2 separate regions of the Homo sapiens genome follow, and region 1 is linked to region 2. A link is a contact called in ENCODE Hi-C or POLR2A ChIA-PET data. All regions are on one chromosome and are shown on one strand. Each heading gives the region's core, a stretch centred on a gene start or an enhancer-like site at or near the end of the contact. The rest is flanking DNA. Distances are from core to core; before and after follow the strand shown. Region 1 holds the start of VPS33B (VPS33B late endosome and lysosome associated). Region 2 holds the start of ZNF774 (zinc finger protein 774).

Evidence for each region. Hi-C counts contacts between places; a loop is a spot of excess contacts on that map. ChIA-PET counts read pairs that join two places held with the same protein, here RNA polymerase II (POLR2A). Pooled maps may share reads with other maps.
Region 1: a map with no recorded cell type shows a loop between it and region 2 (12-fold over the local background). The contact joins the promoter of VPS33B here to the promoter of ZNF774 in region 2. A Hi-C loop is called at or near these places in 1 of 37 single-sample maps with no recorded cell type and 7 of 50 pooled maps. POLR2A ChIA-PET finds 5 or more read pairs at or near these places in 2 of 52 experiments (AG04449 and activated T-cell).

What each region holds. Positions count from the first base shown.
Region 1 is chr15:91,020,888-91,024,269 of GRCh38, forward strand. VPS33B (VPS33B late endosome and lysosome associated) reads right to left here and starts at 1,707. Exons shown (of 23, transcript NM_018668.5): 1 at 1,267-1,707. The coding sequence starts at 1,362. VPS33B-DT (VPS33B divergent transcript) reads left to right here and starts at 1,735. Exons shown (of 4, transcript NR_110104.1): 1 at 1,735-1,853; 2 at 2,426-3,084. RefSeq lists enhancers at 791-1,407, 1,262-1,671.
Region 2 is chr15:90,350,999-90,354,027 of GRCh38, forward strand. It overlaps ZNF774 (zinc finger protein 774), which reads left to right and starts at 1,286. Exons shown (of 4, transcript NM_001004309.3): 1 at 1,286-1,413.

The DNA of each region.
Region 1 (3,382 bases), core at 457-2,956, 670 kb after region 2:
TAAATAAAATAAAATAGAAATAAAATCTGGTCTAAGATGCCCTGCAGTTCTCATCTTGATCCATCTTCCTTCCAGTCCTCACAATGCAGCTGCAGTTCTACATTTCTATCTGCTGGATGTTACAAGCTATATTTCTTACGGGCATCTTAACTTCCCCCATCCAAACCCAAACAAATCAACTTCCCCCATCAAACCTGTTCCTTTTTCTAATTATTTTTCTCATTTCTATTCAATGTTAATACAACAAATATTTATTAAGCACATGGTGTGTGCTTGACTCTAAGCTAGGTACTCACTAGGTAGTGTTGAACAAAACAAACATGATCCCTGCCCACCTTCCAGTCTAATGAGGAATACAGACATAAAATGAATAACTAAATGATTACACAAGTAATCCATTAAAATCACAGTGGCAGTATTATTTTCCTAATAACCCAGGTTAAAAATCTCACTCATTTTTGCTTCTCCTTCAACATTTATAACCAATCAGTAAGTCTTTGAGTTTTCTTTCACCATAACTTAAAAATCCATCACTTTCCTTCATTCCCACTGCTACCAATTTTGTGTGGGCCTTTATTTCTTGTCTGATCTACGGTCTCCTAACTGGCCTTCTTGTTGCCCATTTACGCCACCACACACATCACTATTAGAATCATCAAGTATTGTCTCATGCCACAAATGGAAAAAAAATTTTTTTCAGTGGCTACTGTGTAACTGCTGATGGGTGTCTTCCCTTACATGCCTTGTCTTTCCCTGGTTTGCCAACTTTGCTCCTACCAATCTATCTGCCTGGAGCATGCTTAGTCTCCAAAGAAAATATGCTTATTACTCACACTCACTTCCTTGAAGCTCCTAGATCATCACCCCAACTAGAAATGATCACTTACTGTGAACTCTTCGGGTACACTAGCTCTATCACTCATTTACCACCTGTGTGTGATAATTTGTGCTTCATACAGCTCCTACTGGAGTGGTAAGATCCCTAATGGCAAAGATGTCTTAACCATCTTTCCGTCCCTAGGGATGCCTGGCACTAATGGTGTCTCCCTTGCCTGTATGCGGGGTTGGGGGGTGATTTCCATTAACTCTCTGGCCAGGTTCCAAACAGCTCTTACTACTCCCTGGATTCATTCTGGACCTGCTGGGGAAGCGCCAAGGACAATACCAGGGGCCAAGAACAAGATCAAAGGGGCACGGCAAGGAAGAAATGTGCATCCAATGAGTGCTAAACTGTAGATGCGATAAAGGCGTCAGGCAAGCACTGACCTGCTCCAGCAGATAGATGAGCTGGTCTCGAGCCAGCCTCTTCAGCATGGAGAAGTCAGGCAGCTCAGGGGCGTCCGGCCGATGGGGAAAAGCCATGGCAGCGGTCACCTGCGCCGCGGGGTGGAAGGACGCCCTTCGTTCTGAGAAGGCCGGCCGCAGCCCAGGGAAGCGCAAGGGGGGCTATCCTTCAGGCCTGGGCACCGACTTCCAGAGACCCCAGATGGGCCCTCGCTCCTCAGCAGCACTCCAGGAATGAATGGCCACCTCCAGGCAAGAGAGCTACTACCTCGGAGCAGCCTTGTCTCAGACCTGCAGCCACCGTGTCTCGACCCTCCCTCCCTGATCCACTCTGCCCGTCAGCAGGATTCCGGTCTACACCCCGCAGAGACTCCGCAGCGTACGAGGAGAACCCCGCCTTCTACCAGAAAAAGAAGCGACTTCCTAGATCTCCCGGAAGTCCCTTTCGCTCCCAGCGCTTCGCGTACCAGGAAGGGGACGGCGTCCTGAAAGGGACATTTGAAAAACGGAGGCAACGCGTCTATTAATTAGGTGGCGGCGCCTGGGGTCGCAGCACTCCAGAGGCTGAGGTGGGAGAATCGCTCGAGTCAGGGAGGCGGAGGTTGCAGTGAACTGCGATCGCGCTACTGCACCCCAGCCTGGGCAACAAAGCTAGACCTTGCCTCAAAAAAAAAAAAAAAAAAAAAAAAAAAGACATAATGAATGCATCAGGCTAGCTAACAATACCTCAACTCTGATCAATCATACCATCATATCATTTCCTGGTGAGATGCATAGGAAATACAGAGCATCACCTATTGCCAAAAATTGAACCTAATCAAGCCTCAAGATCTAACTACCAGTTTATAGGCTATATAGAGATTAGCAGGAATATGTTAAGACACCAAAGGTATGAAATCAACCATATCCAAAATGTAGGAAATTATATGGGACAAATGATCTGTCGTCTTCAAAAAAATGGCAAAGTGGGAAATGTGGGAGGGGAAAACACTTCAGAATAAAAGAGATTTAAGAGATGTATCAACAAAATGTTTCAATGTGTGGATCTTTTTTGGATAATAATTCAAAGATAACTGATTTAAGGAATTACTAAAACTTTTCGGGTATTGTATTTCTTTTCTTCTCTTTTTTTTCCTGACAGAGTCTCGCCCTTTTGCCTAGTGGAGGAGCTCGGCTCACTGCAAGCTCCGCGCCACAACCCCCCTGCCGCCCCAGGTTCAAGAGATTCTCCTGCCTCAGTCTCCCGAGTAGACTGGGATTACAGGCGAGTGCCACCATGCCCGGCTAATTTTTGTATTTTTGGTAGAGACGGGGTTTCATTATGTTGGCCAGGCTGATCTCGAACTCCTGACCTCAAGTGATCCGCCTGCCTTGGCCTCCCAAAGTGCTGGGATTACAGGCGTGAGCCACAACGTTGGGCCAGGTATTGTATTTCTATGTTATTATTATTTTTTGTATTTCTATGTCATACAGGCTTGTATTTCTGTTAAAAACAAGTCCTTATCTCTTTGAGATACATACTGAAGTTTTTACAGGTGAAATAATTTGGCCAGGAGTAATGGTTCATGTCTCTAATTCCCACCACTTTGGGAGGTCCAGGTCGGGGTCGGGGGGTTGCTTGAGGCCAGGAGTTTGAGATAAGATTGGTCAACTACAACACATAAAAAATAGCCAGGCATGGTGGTGGGCACCTTTAATCTCGATACTTGGGAGGCTGAGGCAGGAGGATCACTTGAGCCCAGGAGTTTGAGGCTGCAGTGCGCTACGATCATGCTACAGCACCCCAGCCTGGGCAACAGAGTGAGACACCGTTTGTTTTTTCTTTTCTTTTTTTTTTTTTGAGACAAGGTCTGGCTTTATCTATCACCCAGGCTGGAGTGCAGTGATATGTTCTGTCTCTTTTTTTTTTGAGATGGAGTTTCGCTCTTGTTGCTCAGGCTGGAGTGCAATGGCACGATCTCAGCTCACTGCAACCTCCACCTCCCAGGTTCAAGCGTTTCTCCTGCTGCAGCCTCCTGAGTAGCTGGGATTACAGGCATGTGCCACGCACCCAGCTAATTTTGTATTTTTAGTAGAGACAGAGTTTCTCCATGTTGGT
Region 2 (3,029 bases), core at 36-2,535:
GAACGATCTTGAGAACAGAATGTTCCCAATAAATATCCACTGGAAAATGCACCTTATTTTTGTTGAAGGAATGGTGGAATTAGCATCAAAGGGATCTTCAACATTAACTCGGGCCGGGCACGGTGGCTCACGCCTGTAATCCCAGCACTTTAGGAAGCCGAGGCGGGCGGATCACGAGGTCAGGAGATGGAGATCATCCTGGCTAACATGGTGAAACCCCGTCTCTACTAAAAATACAAAAAATTAGCCGGGTGTGGTGGCGGGCGCCTGTAGTCCCAGCTACTCGGGAGGCTAAGGCAGGAGAATGGTGTGAACCTGGGAGGCAGAACTCGCAGTGAGCCGAGATCGTGCCACTGCACTCTAGCCTGGGCGACAGAGCGAGACTCCGTCTAAAAAAAAAAAAAAAAAAAAACTCTATGGCTGGTAATTCTAAGCGTTTTATAATACATCACAAAATGTTCTTTTATTTTTCTAAATTGCACTGAATCAACAAACGGAGTAGACAGGCACATTTTCTTCACTTTAAGGAAAGACTTTGTTGTTTTTTAGCTAGGGGCCGACCCAAAGTGATCACTGGCTCTCACATGAGACCCAGGAGCCTCCCCAGTTTGAAGCCCGATATCACATTTCCCAGAATACTTGATGCCCTCGCCCGCCTCCTCTGGCTATCAACCAGACGGAAAGGGGATGTGCCTGGGAGTTTGATGCCAAGGGAAGGATGCGGAATGTCTGTTTTCTACTAAGGGCTTCTGCTGGGCCTTTCCAATGTCCAGTTTGAGTTGGTCTGGGACCTGGCCTCCGCAAACACCCTGCAGGCTCCGGCCGCCGGGGATGAGGTGGAAGACTGGGCAGAAGAGAGGCCGCAAAGGCCCGAGGGCTGAGCTGCTCTGCGCTGGGGAGGGGCGAAGTGCCAGAGCGCGGGAGACCTCATGGTGGGCACCAGGCTGCTCCGCGGTAGGTGGGTGAGGCCAGGAGATTCACATCTGCAGATGCCACAGTGAGGATACAGCATTTAGATCCCTCGGCTCCAAACAGGCGGTTCCGGGGGACCGGTAGCTGGGGAATTGGGTTTAGCACTTTCCAACGCTTGGAACTGGACATCCACGGCTCCGAGTCCTTTGAGGTCTTGCTCGGGACTACGTTTCCCAGAAGGCTAGGCGATAATTGACAGCTCTATCAGCCTATGGACAGAGAAAAATTCTAGCCATGGAAACTGAAAAGCCAATAGCAAGAGGATGGGGGCGGTACTTTCCGGCCGCTGGCTGTCGAAGCCGGAGTCCCACCTGTGTCCCCACAGCCCTGTCACGAATCCCGGTCGGGTTCTGGGAGGCACAGCCTCGGGGTTGCGGGCCGGGTGCGGCTCGGCGGTGGAGGACTCACTTCCTGCTCCATCCCCGGCTGGGCCCTGGGGCGGTGAGTGATTCAAGGAGGGAGACCGCGGCGGCAGCGGCGCGCTGCTGAGGGGCGTGGAGGGGGCTTGCCCGCCACCCAGACGTTTTCTCAGCGGGGTTCCCGCGCTGGCCTTTGGGAGCCCCCGGGTCTTGCTGGGCTGTGGGAGAGGTAGCTGTGGTCTCTATACCGTCGGCGGGATAAGTCATTCTCTTAATCAGTTTTCTTGCTTCTCGATGGTGGTCCCAGGGTTTCAGCTGATCTGTGACCCTCTGACCGCCGCACCCCGGTTAGGGCGCGAGCACCGAGAAGAAGAACGGGGTTCGGCCCCACGCGTGCAGTCATGTTCCTATTAATAAACCCGGTGAACGCACTGGAGCTTCTCACAGTGGCACTTAGTCACAGCCCCTCAGCGCTGTGGGGCCTTTGAGGTCACCTGTGCATGGGGAAAGGGACGGGCTGGGAAACAGGGTTTCTATAACCGTGGCTAAGACGTCTCCCCTCCTCAGTGGCGCTGTCTCCAGCAAGTGGGCCCTGCAGCTGTGTTTTGTAATGAATGTAGAAATAAAAATTATACTCAAAACTCTTTTTTTTTTTTAGACGGAATTTCGCTCTTGTTGCCCAGGCTGGAATGCAATGGCGCTATCTCCTTTCACTGCAGTCTCCACCTCCCGGGTTCAGGCGATTCTCCTGCCTCAGCCTCCCAAGTAGTTGGGATTACAGGCGTGTGCCACCACACCCGGCTAATTTTGTATTCTTAGTAGAGACAGGGTTTCACCATGTTGGCCAGGCTGATCTCGAACTCCTGACCCCAGGTGATCCGCCCGTCTCGTCTTCCCAAAGTGCTGGGATTACAGTCATGAGCCACAGCACCTGGCCAATACTGAAAACTCTTATTACAATTTTTACTTTCTAATTACATTATTGTTGTTTGTTAAAGTTTTAAACCAGAGAGATGGTTTTTAGATCCTTAAAAACTCAATACTTTATAAATGACCAATAATAATGTCTGTAAATACAAAAATATTTCCCCCAAAAGTGTGTGTGTGTGTGTGTGTGTGTGTGTGTGTGTGTGTGTGTTCCAGTAGTAAATAGGTGATTTGTAGTGGGACAAAAGATGTGAAAGAGTAAAACTTCTTCACCACAGTCTGGTCCTTCCTCCCTTGAAATGCAATATTCTTTGTAGTGGGTGGTCATGCTGGCTGCATTTTTTTTTTTTTTAAGGGAGAGACAGGGGCTCACTCTGTTGCTAGGCTGGGGTGCAGTGGCGCCATCATAGCTCACTGCAGCCTGGAACTCCTGGGCTGAAGTGATCCTCCCACTTCAGCCTCCTGAGTAGCTGGGACCACAAGTGCATGCCACCATGCCTGGCTGATTTTTAAAAGTTCTTTGTAGAGAAAGAGGTCTCAATATGTTGCTGAGGCTGGTTTATTGGAAACTTTTTAAGGGAAAAAACATTATCTTAATTTCTATGTGACTCCTATGCCTGGCAACATATTAATTGTTGAATAAATGACTGATCCATCCAGTAATTCACTCTTGACTATCCTCCAAAAAGTAATGTTTTTCATGATATTGCTGTCGATTTATTAATATATTAATGATTGGTTTCAGCCCCTAAGAGTTGTGTTTTGTGCTTA